2 separate regions of the Homo sapiens genome follow, and region 1 is linked to region 2. Evidence: read pairs that join two places in POLR2A ChIA-PET (ENCODE). Cell type or tissue: MCF 10A. All regions are shown on one strand. Each heading gives the region's core, and the rest is flanking DNA. Links, peaks and the distances in the headings are about the cores only.

What was found. Peaks named below come from ENCODE experiments on the same cell type or tissue, not always from the same donor. Only the 100,000 strongest peaks of a DNase experiment are listed, where the experiment ranks them.
Region 1: POLR2A ChIA-PET joins it to region 2 with 13 read pairs; 2 of 35 experiments call an interaction of 5 or more read pairs at or near these places.

What each region holds. Positions count from the first base shown.
Region 1 is chrX:132,477,377-132,486,294 of GRCh38, forward strand. All of the region lies in intron 1 of MBNL3 (muscleblind like splicing regulator 3), which reads right to left. Among named protein-coding and RNA genes, the nearest start is that of MBNL3, 7.2 kb to the right of the region's middle. In MCF 10A, for the core only: no CTCF peak of the experiment used is centred there; no DNase peak of the experiment used is centred there.
Region 2 is chrX:132,266,173-132,275,090 of GRCh38, forward strand. All of the region lies in intron 2 of RAP2C-AS1 (RAP2C antisense RNA 1), which reads left to right. Among named protein-coding and RNA genes, the nearest start is that of RAP2C, 51 kb to the left of the region's middle. In MCF 10A, for the core only: no CTCF peak of the experiment used is centred there; DNase peaks (open chromatin) are centred at 4,729 and 5,259.

The sequences.
Region 1 (8,918 bases), core at 2,636-5,135, 210 kb after region 2:
TCAGTTTAACATTTAAATATCTATAAAGCCTTATTGTATGTCAAGTCTCAAAGTTGAGGAAGCAACAGTGCTTTAAGGCTCTGAAGGATGTCCACAGGAAGAGACTTTTGGGAAAGAATTCAATATGTCCCAGGCAGAAAGAGATTTAATGACAATGGGAGGGAACTGCAGGAGAGGTGAGGGTGAAGACAAACTCCTCATGATCCTACTGGAGATGCAATAGTACCCCCGGAAGGCAATATTTTCCTCCCCCTGACAATTATTTAATTCTAAGGAATATGCACAAATTGGCCAGACTTCTAAGGCCAGACTTCTCCTAATGGGTTGCATTCAGTAGTTAATCTCTTATCTGTTCATGTGAGTGAATCTTATGTTTTCCTACTACTAGGCTCAATACTCATTAGCACAAAAAAAGTGATTGGAAAGACTATGTGGCTATTTTCTTCTTTATTTCTGTAATCTTTCCCATTAATATTTTAGGTATATTTAACAGACTTTCAGCTTATGCCTCATCTACAATTTTAAAATTCATTTTAAAGTGTGCCTTTGTTCACCGCAGAAAAAATAGACACCCACAGGTTTTTTTCCCAGCATAAACATTTATATTTATGAATCAGCTTGTTTTCTTCTTGCAAACACATTCTCTTGCTATGACCATTTTTGATTTATGAAAATCAAAAACAATTTTTGAGCCCTTTAACTTATATTTAACTTATTAAAATGAGCTTGATTTTCTTCCAACATTTAAAATTTTTGGATAATTCTTTTGCCATTCGAAGCACCTCACACCCAATTGTCCCAAGGTTTTTAGTTGTCATTTTGTTGTTGTTGTCGTTGTTAAACATCCGTTTTTGGCTTTTGTTCCCAGATAGTTTTATTTTCAGTGTCCCAATGTTCTAGCAATAGCACTTAGTAAATACATAATATATAAAGTTTCTGCCTTCAGGATTGCAAAATACCTTGGACATTAAATCTTATAGCACATCTATAGCAATATCTTACTGTTCAGTTTGAAAAGCAGACACATAACTATCAGGGTACTGAACCAACAGCACTAGGTATGTTATCATGAAAGCCTTCAGCATCCCTTGACCATCTTCCCTTCAAAAAAGAGAGGAAAAATATTTCTGACACAGAAATAACATCCACTAAAACACTGACTTTTAAACCTTTCTGACGGCAACAAATAGTAAGAAACACACTTTACATCCTAACTCAGTAACAGGTGCATGGATTTGAAATAACAGTCTCACCCAATATATCTAATCTTACTACATGACACATGTTGATATTTTCTTACTGTCTATTTAATGCAATTCTGTTTAATAGAAATGCTAGTCACAACCTACTAAATGGATTTCATTATGCACTAATGAGTTGTTGCCTACCACTTGAAAATTACAATGATAGAATAAATAGGCTTTTCTAATACCACAAGGTAATGCTGTTGGCTCCAAATACAGTAGAGTAAACCTATATTAATTTTGACACCACTAGTTTAGATTGTGATAACTGAACCTGAATCAGCTTGAAATATGTATTTTAGATTACCTATAAAGAAAGGTTTTGCTAAACAAAATAATAATGTCCGGGCCCGGCACGGTGGCTCACGCCTGTAATCCCAGCACTTTGGGAGGCCAAGGCAGGCAGATCACCTGAGGCAGGAGTTCAAGACCAGCCTGGCCAACATGGTGAAACCCCATCTCTACTAAAAATACAAAAATTAGCATGGTATGGTGGTGGGTGCCCATAATCCCAGCTACTTGGGAGGCTGAGGCAGGAGAATCGCTTGAACCTAGGAGGCAGAGGTTGCAGTGAGCTGAGATTGTACCACTGCACTCTAGCCTGGGCGAAAGAGTGAGACTTCAACTCCAAAAATAAAAATAAATAAATAAACCCATACATACATACATACAGCTGTGTTGCTAATTATAAATGTTTGTAAATATTCAGGCCAATCTACTTACAAAAAACGTTGTTTGTTCTTAGTCCAAACCAGTTTCTAAATCGAATACGGTCTTTCATCTGAGCTTTCAAAATTTTAGTGTATCTTAACATTCAAACTCAAAAATGTTCAAAAATTAAAATCATATTTTGAAATATATATTTTTTTGTTCATCAGCCGCTTTTTTGTTTATAAATCTGCTCTGGGCATCATCTAATAATAACAACAGTAATGAGTATACGGTTTATTTGTGGAACATTTTAAACTTCAGAAAACCCTTTCACTTTTGTGAACTGGTAATGACCAGCAATCCCTGGATTACTGAATATTTAAAAAGCATGTAATGACATTTGCCAGACTCAAAAATGAAACTTAATATTTGGTTTGTTCTGCATGTAACAGATTACTCAATCCCATGAAGAAATGCAGGTGTCTGGCCATCAGTGATTGCCTCTATTTCAGAGATTCAGCCCACCCCTGCCATCCCCCCACCAAATTTGGAAGATATGAAAGAAATTTAAATTTCAAGATAAAGGACCAAGCCAAGTCATGGAGTCAGGGGAGTTGGGGGTGGGGGGCGCTGTCACATAGCCTCCTTTATATGGAGGTACCTACCAAAGAACTCAGAACAGATGTTTGTCTTTTATAAACATTTAACTTTTTAGCAAATTGAAGGCTTAGGAAGCTAAGGGAGTGAAGGGCAGGCCAGGAAGTCAGGGATTCCTGGATGTGAACCCAGCCTCGATCTTATTCTGTTTTTGCTCTAAATCAATGCCAAACTGTTCACACCTCAGCTGCTTTATAGCAGGCAAGAATTATACTGAGGACAAAACTGTTTCCTGGAAATGTCATGGGTTAAATGATTACTATTACAGCTCTCAATGGTACTTCCACTAAAGGCAAAGCACTCTTCATGTATATTATTTACCTTCATTATATTACGAGATCAAAGTAAAATATCTGTAACCTGCTAAACTGACCCTGAAAACAAACCATTCTTTCCATTCCTTTCCAAGTTTTTGTCCACTTTACTAATGATGAGTTATTCAACCAATTAGGAAACTCAATCATGTGATATTAAAGGTTTTCAAGTAGCTGTAACACCTCTGAGTTAAGAATTATCTGGCAGACGTTAATGGCAAATTCAGGGCCCTCAACTTTATTTGGCCAGTCTCTATTGGACCATCGACCTATAGGAAATGCCCTCCCATCAAAGGCCCGATTTGGCAACCTATGAGAAAGAAGTAGTTTGTCCCTGTTAGGAAAAGTAGCTCCATTGTCCATATGGATGAGGAGGCACCACATCCATACCCAGCTCTGCCCATGGTGCTCTGGGCTCTTCAAAGGGCAGAATGTGGTTTCACTTTCTCCCCACTGCTTCATGAGAAAAGCAGCCTGGTCGCTTCCTGGCATTTAATGAATGGTCCTCTCTCCGTGGATTTGGACTGTTGGTCCTTCCAACCAGTCATTAGCTGGCAGGAAATGCCCTCCTCAGCAATCACTATTGTGTAAATAAAGCCATAAACTTTCGAAGGCCCATGCAATCCCAGACCACAAAGCTGCACGTGTGGTGGGGGAGGGACCTTGATTGTAAAAGCACTGCCTTCCAAATTAAACTCAAACCACATGATACAGTTCATAAAATATACAAAACATGCAGCCCAGTGACAGATTTATTGTGGCCTTACAGAATAAAGAAAAAAAAAACTCTATATGGAAAACACAGCTACTTTTGACTCAAATAGCCGCCAAACAGGAAGTTAAAAGCAAATCAGCCAGCTGTGGCCTCACTAAGTTATGAGGGAGCCCAGTGCAACCAGCATTTCCTGTCATTGCTTGTCACCGTTTCTGAGTGCCTCTGTCTGAACTGTTTTCTTAGATGGCTAAAAATATTACAGAGATTTCTTTGGGGATAGACACAAGGCAACAAGGAGGCCTATTATATGATCTAGGCTTGAAAGTGAAAAATGTAACTTTTATCCAAAAAACATTCACTTAACACAGGTTACAGATTCAGTCACTTGAACCACTGCATTTTAATGAATATTGGAATAAAAGCCCACATTTGTAAAAGAATTTAAAATCAGATCTTAGGTTGCCTAGCTGTTTCCTGTTAATTTAGAATATATATTCAGAACCACAATTTTCATGTGCCTGATTAGTAAATGACAGAGCTGGAGACTACAATATCCCAGAAATCTAGCTTCTTAGAGTTTCTCTCATCATCATCATCATTGTCATCCCACAAAATGACTTGTGCAAGTTCAAAGTATGTGCATGAGAGTTCTCTAAATCAAATCACATTTTAGATCCTTTTATGATGTGATGATGATGATGATCACACTCTTCACAAAATATGGAGGTAGTCTTGTCTTTTTTTCAGCACTGTGAAATGCCAAGCCCTAGGACACATCTTTCTAGCCTATCCACTTTTCAATCACAAAAGAGCTTTGGAGGGGGAGTTTCAGTTAGAAAGCAAAAGCATTCTGCCCTGGTATTGTTGCTGCACTGAATCTCAGCGCATCTATATGAATTCCCCAGCAAAACCAGGTTATTAAACATGGGGTAGAGGGGCAACTTGCGAGTCAGTCAAAAGTCCCACCAAAACATGGATAAACCTGGAGGACATTGTGTTACATGAAATAAACCAGGCACAGAAATACAAATACTGCATGTTCTCACTCATATGTGGAAGCTGAAAGAGTTGATCTCATAGAAGCAGTGAGTAAAACAGTGGTAACTAGAGCCTGGGAAGGGTGGGGGTTGGGGAATAGCCAAAGGCTGGTTAATGGACACAAAACTATAGCCACATAGTGGGAATAAACTGTAGTGCTTTACAGCACCGTTGGGTGATGATAATAACAATTTAGTTTATGTTTTCAAATAGCTAGAAGAGAGGATTTTGAAAGTTCCCAACACAAAGAAATGACAAATGTTTGAGGTGATGGATATGCTAAATACCCTGATTTGATCATTACACATTGTATGCATGTATTGAAATATCACATTCTACCCCGTAAATATTACAATTATTGTCAATTAAAAATATACATATAAGTTTATAAAAAGAACTCCCAGACCCTCCCTCTAGTCAATCCACAGGCTTTAGCCCTTCCTCCTCATTTAGATGGGTAACACTGATTTTCAACTCATCTTCTATGGCGAGCGGGACCTACCCTGAACTTAAGTTTAGAGGCAGACATGGAGCCCTTCACTGCTCATACTGGTCTCCTCCCTGGTTCTGATGTCATGTCTAAATGTCGTGATGACCATTTACCTAAGGCCTCAAATTCACAAACTGCCTCACATGCAGATGTTTAACACTATCTCCAGATCAGGTTATGTATTTTGACCCTACATTTTCATTTGCATTACAATGTTAATTTAATAAATGTAAACATATAAAGTACACCACAAAAAAGTCCCGCCAAAATCCAAGGTCTTTCTCAAAAAAGGCCCTCCCTTGACGAGCCTGTCAATCTGAGTCTGGCCTTGACCCTGGCTTCAGAAAGCGAGCAGAGTGCATATTGACACAGCCTCAGCCTCTGTCTGCAGCTGAGGCCGCTGCTATAGGCATTCATGAAACATATCAGATTACACAGGCATGGTACCCCAGTCCCTCCCTAATGATTTTATTGGGAAGTCCTTAAATATAAAATGTAACTCTATAACATGTACTATGTTTCACTTCATATATCTGGGTGAGCTAATAAGGTTTCTCTTCATGTTGTCCAATTACTTAGGGGAAAATGCTGACATAAAGGAGTTGGGAGTTTAATTTTTTCTCAAAATCACTTCTGAAAGAAATGCCCCCATCCTTTCTTCAGGATCCTCATGGATCACAGACAGCAAACAATTTTTAAAATATCAATGTACCCTTTAACAAAACAGCACCCCCAACTGGGCCATTATCAAGTGCCTACTTTTCAGAGGACGAATACAAACTCTTCACTTGGGTACTGAGGTTAAATGTGATCCCCACCTCTGTGCCATGGGTCTTGTTGAATTTGTCATTACATATTTTAAATGGAACTCAGAAAAACCAGTGTATAGTATATGAATCCAACCTTAAAGCAACCACCTTAATATTATATATTGTGACAATCCCATTTTCCCCATTGGTAAATTAAGTAAGGAATTATTTCACGAGATACATGTCCAGTTAATATTCTACAGGGTGCTTTTGTTTTGTGTTGTTTTGCTTTCCTGCGTAGAAGCTGAGTACTACAAAACAAAAGGTGAAATGTAAGCTCTCTGGTTCTTTCACTCTTTCATTTTGCTAATAGACTACCCCTCCCATGCCACTCTCCAACATAACCTCTTGTTTGGTTACTTTGTACTGCCACATAAGGAGAAATTGCAAGCGCTAAACCTAAAGACTGATTATCCTCTGGGCACAAAAGATGATTGTGGTGGATCTGAAATGACAGCTCTTGTCTCTTCTACTGTGTGGACTTTGCTTTCTGTACACAATAAAAAGAGGCACTATTCATACCTGTATCTTGGTAAGTAAAAACCTATGCAAATCCAGCCTCTAAATGGGCAATCAACATCTGACTGAAAATGAGACAGCTCCCAGTGTCCTTTTTGGATTTTGTCTGTAACTTCATCACTTCCTAAACTATACATGACAGGAGGCATCAGAGTCACAGTATTTCTGATTTTTTTTTTAAATTTTTAATCTGGTGAAACAGTTAAAGAACTGTTTCTATGTAAACATTTCTTTGTAATGAAGACTGATATCCCTGGGATGTGGGGGAGGTATTCTAAATGCAACTACAGGTGAAAGAAAAGTAGCAGCTGGCTTTCAGGCCAGTCCTCAAGGTCTCAGCCCCAAAGCTGGCACTGCTTGCATCTCCCTGGACTTGAGTTGCTACTGTGGCCTCTAGCAGAACAGTCATTCAATCTAGCGTTCAGTCTGCTTATTGGTGTTGATTTTTCTTTTGTCAATAAAAAACAGAAATAATGCTACAAGGAAGAATGTTCGTAACATGCAAAAACAAGTTAGAAAGATTAATCTAGTCTTTCATTTATTTAACAAACTTTTACTGAGAACCTACTATCTACCAGGCATTAGGGATATGAGGTAAAGAGACCCAATAACCTCTGCTTAATGAATAGTTACTGGTACATTCAAGGAAACCTGAGTAAGCCTGAGGAAACCTTTCTCAATTTTCCACACCAGTTGAAGGCAATGCCAAGAAGCTCAGGATTCAAGAATCCAATGTGGACAATTTTAAGCTAATTTGTGATCCTAAATGGAAAACAAAATCCAGCCAACTATCAGACTCCAGGATGCTCCCATGGCTTAAAGAGATCAAATGACCTCTAGTCTCTACTGCCAACCCCCTGCATTTCTGTCCAGGTTGCCTTTTCTCTATGGGAGGCCCTTTATTTCTAAGCCCTTCAAGTTCACTCACTGTCTGGGCAAAAAACAAACTCCTGCCTCAAATCAGAAAACAAATAATTCCTTTTCCTCATGAGCCAACTTAATACTGATGCAAGTAAAACTTGAGAGTTGACATAATATTTTAGGAAGCATGTCAAACTGAGTCCTATGCTTGGGCTTCCTGAAAATCACCATACACATACAAAGGGAGAATACACACGCGCACACACACACACACACACACACACATTTAAATCAAGCCTCCTTTTATTCTTGCTTCCTCTTGAGTTCTGAGCAAAGCATCTTTTTATTTTTTATTTTTTTCTGAAAGTTAACTGCCTGGAGTTGAACATTCAAAGCCCTGGTTCTTTTCCTGAGCCTCAGAGTGACATCACTATATCAAATATTTATAATAGTTTACAGTGAACTTTTTTATTTCATTCTTAGAATTGGAGGAATACTGTAAAAATATTTTCCTATAATCTTCCAGTGAGAAAGCAATGCACATCTGTATACATTGTTTTGAATTGACCACTAATTTGTACACTCATGTACGTGTGTGTTTGTGTGCCCAGGCAATTTGGAAGTCCCATTATTTCTCAAATAAAAATGATAAGGTCCTACTTCCCAGATTGTATTGTTTTCTCCATCAATCTTTTAAAAACAATGTCACTCAATCTAATACCAAGCAGATCTAAATGATGAGTTAATAATGCATTTTTACTACAATGATCTGAAAAAATATTTTCTTATCCCTTTCAGGTCATGTGGATGTTATTAACATCCATTAAGACAACTGATACCTTATTTATCCTAATTCTCAAAGTTGCCTTTCCAACACTGTCATTTGGCTATCTTGAGGCAATAGATAACCATTTAGGAAGAACAGAATGTCATGGAACCATCTGGTATCCTTAAGACCTAAAAGCCCACATTATGAAAGATCTAATTGCTTTCTTTCAGTTATAATTTATGTTTGTTTGCTGGTTGGTTAATTGACAATTAAACAACTTGCTCCCAGACACAGTTTCTTCTCTTTCAGGAAAAGTGTCCATCTCATTTTAGCTGAGGCTCGGGTTTCTTTCTATATTTGAAGTGAGAGCTATATCACACCTAGAGAAAGGCAGAAAAATCCCACAAACACAACTTCTGATTTCTATTTTCTTGATATCACATACATTTGAATGAGGAAAAATCCATCTGTTTTGCCTAGTAGACAATGTCATAAGAAAACTCACCAGCATGGAAGAACCTTGATGAAGTAAAGGTGAGTGTAGCCTTCATGCTCTTACAGACACTTGATAATGTTAACATGGCAGTGACCATTATCTAACTTTAATTACAGGATGAAATTACTTGTCAAAAATGTACTATAACTTATGTACTGTCAGCTATGCCCCAATCCCTGTTTGTAAGCCTATCAGGCAACATTATTTATTTGAAAACAGAAAAATTCTGCCACCTTCCTGAATTTATTGTACTATAAGCAGAATAAAAGTAAAATGTTATCAATAGAAATCTTCATCATTTTAGAGCTTCTCACTCCATTCCCTCCCCTCGTCCCTCACACATAAAGGCAGCTGG
Region 2 (8,918 bases), core at 3,453-5,952:
GGACAGGATGGAGTGAGGGTGGGGATGGTTTCAGGATAAAACTGTTCCACCTCAGATCATCAGGTATTAGATTGTCATAAGCAGCGAGCAACCTAGATCCCTCACATGTGCGGTTCACAATAGTTCACAATAGGACTGGTGCTCCTGTGAGAATCTAATGCTGCTACTGATCTGACAGGAGGCAGAGCTCAGGCTTTAATGCTCACTGGCCTGCTGCTCATGTCCTGCTGTGCTGCCTGGTTTCTAAGAGGCCATGGACTGGTATGGGTCAGCAGCTCGGGGGTTGGGGACCCCTGTTTTAGAACACTTGCTTTGGGAAGCCCTGAAAGAATTCTGGTTCCCCTGCTGGAGAGACCATGTCAAGAGGAGAGCTCCTGAGACTATATGTAAATAAAGAGAGGGCCAGCCATCTCAGATTCCCAGTTGAGCCTCTGGATGACTCCAACTGCCATCTAACTACACTGCCTGAGTGAGATCAGCAGAAGAAATTTCTGGCTGAGCCCAGTCAATCCACAGAATAGTGAAACAAAACAGATTTATGTTTAGCCATTAAATTTTGGAGTAGTTTGCTAGGTGACAATAGATCATAGAAACACTCTTTTTCATGACTGCCTCATACCCTACACTATGAGATAGGGTAACAGAAATCTGATTTCCAAACTTTCCTGAACCCACAGGCCAGCTTTACTTGTCAGAAACCTGTTCATCTCTCCATGGAAAAGACATAGCTCCTGAATCATCCACACTTCTGTGTGAAGCAAGCCTCAGTACATCTTCCTAAAAGATAGTATTCCAAGTCTCTTGAGTTGTGCATGAAAAGCTTCAGTCCCAGACCTTGACATTTCTGGTATCAAAAAGCAGGTGTGAAAACTCTTTGGATGACTCATAATCAATCATCCAAATGGGTGGCCTCCTCCCTCTACGTGCCTGCCTGTCCAGAAGCAGATAACTGCTCAATGGTATTGCCTTTCTAGGGAACCATATCCACCCACCACCATCATAAACCCTTAGAAGTCTTGGTTTCACTCAAAAATTCTCACATATGAATACATGATGTCATCCTGAGGTTTGCATCAGACTGAGTTCAGATTGCATATTTTTCCACAAGCATCATTCTGCTGCAAAGTTAGAAGATGTATTGCTGCTGGCTTTATTTACTTATTTTTGTTTCCTTGACAAGAGTTCTGCTTCAACAGGTCCTGTGAAAACATTAATTTATGGCTATAATAATTTCGAATAATATTCTGGAGATAGCTGGTAGGCATATTATCCAAGAAGACCACTTTTATATAGTGACCTTCCTTGCATTGTTTTATTTAGAATGCACATCTTTATTTTTATAAATACAGCCAACTCAATTATCTAGGTTACCGAAAGGGCAAAGTGGTGCAAATAATCTAAAACGCTGGGGCGAAGGTCATTTGTATTTGTTTTGCGAATGTATTATAGTTTATTTTTCCAGCAGCAGCAGGTGTTCCTAATTATGGTTTTCTTTAGGCTAATACTGGAATTAGCTGACACACTCTGAGTGTGTGTGTATATATATATATAGAATATGATATATAAAAAACATGTTGGGTAACTGAGCAGGGAGAACCGACCCAAGACTCAAGCTGTTTGATGTACAATTTGCCTGCAAAGTCTTAATTTTTTTTTTTTTGGTAACTTACCTGTCAGATTTCACACATTAAATGAGAACTGTTCCTCACCTTGATGGGCTGCATACCAACTCTAAAGACGCCATAATTTTTCTGACATTCTCAAAATTTCTATTTGTGATTTACCTCCTTTTCCTCAGTCATGGGAGAATCTGGGCTTCTGTATCAGCCTGTTCATTGCAACGTCTGTCCCTGAAGGACTTTGGGGGCTGGGAGGAATGCACTGGGATCAGAATGAGACTGCAGGGCTTCAGCCACCATCTGTATCTTTGACTCCCAAATTCATATCCCTAGCCCAGACCTCCCTCCTGAACTCAAGTGGTGTATACATCTTCCTATTTATCTCCCCCAGAATGTTCCACAGGACCTTCAGCTGAACTCCTCTTCCTTACTCCTTTCAGAATCTCCACCTCCTCCTATGTTCATTACATCAGTGGCTGGTACCATTATCCATCCAGTCCTCAAACTATGAATTCAGGAATCATTCTTGCCTTCTCCGTCTCCATTCTTCCTCACATTCTTCAGTTCTTGCTGATTTTACTCCCTTATTTTCGCTTGTGTCTGCTTACCTGTTTCCATCCTCACTTCCACTCAGACCAAACACCTATCACCTCGTCTGTTCCACTAAAACATTTTTTTTTTTTTTGTAGCCCAGGCTGGAGTGCAGTGGCACGATCTCAGCTCACTGCAATCTCTGCCTCCTAGGTTCAAGCAATTCTCGTGCCTCAGTCTCCAGAGTAGCTAGGGCTACAGGTGTACATCACCATGCCCAGATAATTTTTGTATTTTTAGTAAAGAGGGGGGTTTCACCATGTTAGCCAGGCTGGTCTCGAACTCCTGGCCTCAAGCTATCTGCCCACCTCGGACTCCCAAATTGCTGGGATTACGGGCGTGAGCCACTGCGCCCGGCCTCACTCAGACACTTCATAACTTGCTTTCTTGCATCAAATCTTGCTCCCTGCCCCCATCTATCCTCCACAGAGCAAAGACACAGAAGGGTTGTTCTGATACCTATATCTCAAGTCACTCCTGTGCTTAAAATCCCGAATGTCTTCTCATTGCCCTTAAGGTAAAGTGCAAAACTGTTACCTAGCCTACAAAAGTCCTGCTCAAATATGACCCCTGCCAACAGTTATGTCTCTTTTCCCTTGGGTCTCCCCACTTTCCTCCCTTGCTTCTCCCCACCTCAACCATGCTCTAGTTTTTTCTGTCTTAGCACATGCCAGGCTCTCTAGTCTCTGGGCCTTTGTGGGGAGCTTTCCCTCTACAGTTTCCTTTCACTTTCCTCTTCATCTGGCTAAATCCTCCTCATTCTTCAGATCTGGATAAAAGTGTCACCAGCTCAGAACAATTTTCTCTGACCACCCCCCAGACTTTTAGGTCTCTGTTTCATGCTCTCCTAGTACCCCGGACTTCTTTGTAGCACTCCTCAGACTGTAAGTACCACAAGGGGTCAGGACAGGCATGTATTAATTCCCTGCTCAAGTTGTTAGCACTGTGGTGGAAACGGAATAGGAGATCAATAAATATTTTCTAGGCCAGGCACAGTGGCTCATGCCTGTAATCCCAGCACTTTGGGAGGCTGAGGTGAGTGGATCACCTGAGGTCAGGAGTTCAAGACTAGCCTGGCCAACACAGTGAAACCCCATCTCTACTAAAAATACAAAATTTAGCTGGGCGTGGTGGTGGGCCCCTGTAATCCCAGCTACTGGGGAGGCCGAGGCTGGAGAATCACTTGAACCCAGAAGGGAGAGGTTGCAGTGAGCCAAGATCACACCACTGCACTCCAGCCTGGGCCACAGAGTGAGACTCTTTCTCAAAAATAAATAAATAAATATTTTCTAAATGGCCGACTAAACAATGACCTCCTAATTGGTCTGCCTTCCTTCAGGGTCTTCCCTCCTGACCTATTTTATCCACTCTCAGCAGAGCGATCTCTAGGCCTAGAATCTAAGGTACAGCCCCAATCAAATCACTTTGGAGCTTAAAGAAAAGTCAGTTCTTGCCCTCACCTACCAAATGAAGTCTGAAGGCTTTTGTATGACATGACATTAAGGTGTTCTGTAATCTGGTCCTAAACTACCTGACCAACCTTATTTGTCCATCTTGTTTTCTGCTTAGAAGAAACTCCAGATTCTAGTCAAATAGAATTGCATGCTATTTCCTGCCAGTGCTTCACGTTTTCTAGCCTTTGTGCCTTTACTTCTGGTGATCCATCCTCCTGGCAAGCCCTCACTGCATTTCTGCCTAAGTCCCATCTCTCCTTCATGATCCTCCTTAAAAGTAATGTCCTCTCTGAAGCTTTTGCAATTCCCCCTGGCAGCTGAAAATGACCCCTGCTCCCTCTGAACATCCCAGCCCTTTCTACCTCCCTGTGGCATCGATCCTATTATGTGCACGCAAGGCTCATTCTCTACTAGACTGCAAACCACAAGGGAGAAGAGCTTGGTCATTTCTGTATGACTGACAGGACTTGGGCAACACTAGAGGTTAGGGACCTGTTTGGAGGCCTACCATAAGTTTTATAACTTTGTACACAAAGTGTTTTCTAAGGACCAGCTGCTTAGATATCACCTGGGGGCTTGGTAGTAATTTACAATCTTGAGCCTACCAGATTTAGCAAATCAGAATCTGCATTTTAACAAGATCCCCAGGTGATCCACATGCACATTAAAATTTAAGAAGCAGTGCACTGTTTTATTACACAAGGTAAGAGCATCCGTAAAAGAGGATAAACACCACATCTTGTAATTCTGTGCTCTCAGACATGGTATCAACTTTCATATCAGCCGCACAGTGTGTGTTTCTCTGCTTTTGAATCACCAGCCCAATTTCCTTCCTGCTCTTAGTTTGGAACCTTCCCCTTCTTCAAAAACATGGAAGGATCCCTGTCTTGGTCAAGGGAACCCTTTCTCCTATGAGAAAGCTGTGGATGCACAAAGCTGGCCCCAATCAGAAAGGGAGGTTATGATTCCTTACAGCTTGCCATAATTTATGTAGTCTCTGGCCAAGGTGTGAGTCAAGCCTCGTGTCCTCTGTTAAACATCAGTGCAAGAATGCCACGGAATGATGTCAAGTGAGCTTTTGAGCTAACCACTCCTAGAAACATCTGGCGCTGGCAGAGGATCATGACTATGAATACAGAGGAAGGGAACACTTGAGCAATTTGAATTAATCACAGTTTTAAGTGTCTTGTACAAAATGTTTTTATGTTTTGATCTAAATAGGCAAACAACTAAGCAATGCTTTCCTAGGTTTTAGAAGAGAGGTAAAGATCCCATTGAAATGACTTTTTTCCCTCTGCACTTTCTCTTTCCTCACATCATTCGAACAAGAATAACCTTCTCTTCTTCCCTAGGGCTCCCTTAATTATTAACACAGCTGTGCATGGTGTTCAGCGCCCACCTTGTCTGTAGATGCTGATAGGTCCTGTAAAACATATTATCTCGCTTCTTTACAGTACACTGCAGAGAAACTTGATAATTGGAAAAACCCTCAAGTTCAGGCAAAGCAGCTAAAACTAGAAGTGGCAGAACCTGCTGCTTTTGCCTCAGGCATATATTTGCTGCTAAATCACTGCTCCTAAAAACTCCTCTCATTTGAGCTCCTTGGCTTCTAATCAGAACCACACCCAGAGTGAGACAGGAGTGGTTTCAGACTAGCTTCTGTCTGACACTGGGAAAGAAAAATAAAACTGTCTTTCTGCCACTGAAGTAACAGAAAAATAAGGGCTTGCTGGCAACCTCCGTGTCACAGGCCTCTGACTGCATTTAATCAGAAATGTCTATTGTTGAATTGAGCTTTGCTGGCCAAAGAAATAACTGTTTTGAATTAGAAACTGAAAGATGATGAACAGGCCACTGATGGAAGCTATTCTTCCCCTGAGAAAGTTGTCCCTAGACGAGATTGTGAAATAGACGCATTTCACATTTTCTCTTAAACTGTCTCTCCATTTGCTGGGTGTATCAGTTAGGGTTCTCTAGAGAAACAGAATCAATAGGATATATATAAAGTGGGGGAGGGAAGGGAGAAAGAGAAGGAGAGAGATTGATTTAGAGTTGGCTCATATGATTTTGGGAATTGGCAAATTCAAAATTTGTAGGGCAGACCAGGAGCTGCAAACTCAGGCAAGAGTTGAAATCACGATTTTGAGTTAGAAATTCTAGGGCAGGCCAGCAGGCTAGAAACTCAGGCAAGATTTCTATGTTACAGACTTGAGGCAGAATTTCTTCTACAGTATACCAAGACAATTCTGGCATTTCAACTTCATTTCGTATGGGCCACATTTTATTCAAAGTTTCATGCAACCGGTCAAACTACTAGACTGGGCTAGGGTCAACTGGTCTTACTGACTGAAGGCTATGCAGGTTCAAAATTGTTGGTCTGGACCATAAGGAAACATGGTAGGGCTCCCTGTGAAATTAGAAAGCCAGGAAGGTTTAAAAGACAGGGGTATTTGTCTGACCACTCTAACTTGCACAGAAGGAGTCTCTGTGGCCATGTCAAGAGAGCCAAACTCTCAGATATCACATCCTTCAGGAGACGTCCATGATAGGCAGTGACTCAAGAACTACTCTAAGGCCTTACTTTGCCTTTTAAGCCAAGACAGTTTGGCCCTCCCTGTTCTGTACTGCCCTATCCTGACTGACTGGCCATCCCCTCTGAATTAGAAGAGTACTTACTGGTCTTTTCTTCAATGCCTGCCGCTTGTCTGAAGCACAGTGACCCCACATCCTCTCTCCCAGCCACATGCCTTTGTTGGCCTTCTGGTCATCCAGCATTCTGCATTGCAGTGTCCTGGACAGGCTTACCCTCTCCCTGCTCCCAAATAAGCTTGTTCTACCCTTCCATGTGTTCAAACCTTGTTGCCAGCTCATGGAGCACTGGATATCTCTTTGACAAAGTGGAGAGGCAACATGGTATGAATAACTGATAATCTACTTATATTTATTTATTCAATCAACAAATAGGTACTTTAGTGTATCAGGCCTTGTGCTAGAGGCTGGGAAGAAATAAGTAAATCTGACATAGTTCTTGCCCACAATGTACTCATCATCTAGTTAAGGAGACAGACAAGCAGTTGAACACAAACAATTGCCATACAGTGTAAGAAGAATAATGGTAGAGGTATGTTTTGAGAACAGTTGTAGCAGAGAGAAAAAGTGAGTAACGCTTCATGGCCTGGGAGAGTGGAGAGGATTTCAGCTGCTTCCTGAGAAGTAAGTAGTAGTTCACCAAGTAAACAAGGCAAATGAAACATGCCAGAGTGAGGTAACAGCAGGAGCAGAGGCACAGTTGTGTACTCATACACAGCTTATTGGAATAATGGAGACAAGTCAATCTAGTATGGCTACATATGACATGGTGCATGCCAGGGATTGGACATTTATGTAGGAGTAAAGCTCTGGTGTTCCGGGCAACTAACCTTGTACTTAATGCTAAGGGCAACAGAAAGCTATGGAAGTTTTTTCTTTTCTTCTTCTTTTGTACTAACAGCTTTACTGAAGTATAATCCACATTCCATACAATTCACATAAAGTATACAATTCATGGTTTTAAGTATACTCACAAAGTTCTGCCATTATCACCACTGTCTAATTCCAGAACATTGTCATCACTCCAAAAATAAGCCTTATACAGTCACTCCTCAACTTACGATAGGGTTACATCCTCAACCCACTATAAGTTGAAAATTTCATAAGTTGAAAATGCGTTTAATATACCTAACCTACTGAACATCATAGCTTAGCCTAGCCAACCTTAAACATGTTCAGAATACTCACATTAGCCTACAGCTGGGCAAAATTATCTAATACCATGCCTATTTTATAATAAAGTATTGAATATTGCATGTAATTTATTGAACACGATACTGAAAGTAAAAAACAGAGTGGTCGTATTGGTGCTCAAAGAATGGTGTCTATTGAATGTGAATCTCTATTGCACTGTTGTGAAGTTGAAAAATAATAAGTCAAACCATCATAAGTTGGAAACTATCTGTACTAATTACCATCCACCCCCCATACCCATTACCTTCCAGCCACTGGCAACTACTAATCTATTTATACATTTATATATTTGCCAATTATGGACATTTCATATGAATGGCATCAAACAATGTGTGATCTTTTGTGACTGGCTTCTTTCATTTAGCATGTTTTCAAGGTTCATCCATGTTGTAGTATGTATCAGTACTCTATCCCTTTTCATGCCCAAATGATATTCCATTGTATGGATGTACAACATTTCATTTATCCATTTTATCAGCTGATGGAAATTTGGTTGTTTATACTTTTTGGCTCTTATGAATAATGCTGTTATAAACATTTTTACAATTTTTTAATCCATCCCCTCAAGCATTTATCCTTTGAGTTACAAACAATCCAATTACATTCTTTAAGTTACTTTAAAAGATACAATTAAGTTATTATTGACTATAATCATCCTATCGTGCTATCAATATTAAGTCTTATCCATTCTTTCTATTTATTTTGTATGCATTAACTATCCCCACCTTGCCCCCAGTCTCCCACTACCCTTCCCAGCCTCTGGTAACCATCCTGCTCTTTATGTACATGAGTTCCATTGTTTTGATTTTTAGATCCCACAAATAAATGAGAACATGCAATGTTTGTCTTCCTGTGCCTGGATAATTTCACTTCACTTAATGATCTTCAGTTTCATCCATGTTGTTGCAAACTATTGGATCTCATTCTTTTTTTATGGCTAAATAGTACTTTATTGTGCATATGTACCACATTTTCTTTATCCATTCATCTGTTGAAGGACACTTAGGTTGCTTCCAAATCTTAGCTATCGTAAAGAGTGCAGCAACAGAGGAGTGCAGATATCTCTTTGATATACTGATTTCCTTTCTTTTGGGTATATACCCAAAAGCAGTGAGATTGCCAGATCGTATGGTCGCTCAATTTTTAGTTTTATGAAGAACCTCTAAACTGTTCTCCATACTGGTTTTACTAATTTGCATTCCCACCAACAGTGTACAAGGGTTCCCTTTTCTCCACATCCTTGTCAGCATTTGTTATTGCCTGTCTTTTGGATAAAAGCCATTTTAACTCTGGTGAAATGATATCTCAGTATAGTTTTGATTTGCATTTCTCTGATGATCAGTGATGTTGAGCAATAGAGTACCTTTTCATATGCCTGTTTCCCATTTGTATATCTTCTTTGGAGAAATTTCTATTAAAATATTTTGCCTATTTTTTGACCAGATTATTAGATTTTTTTTCCTGGAGAGTT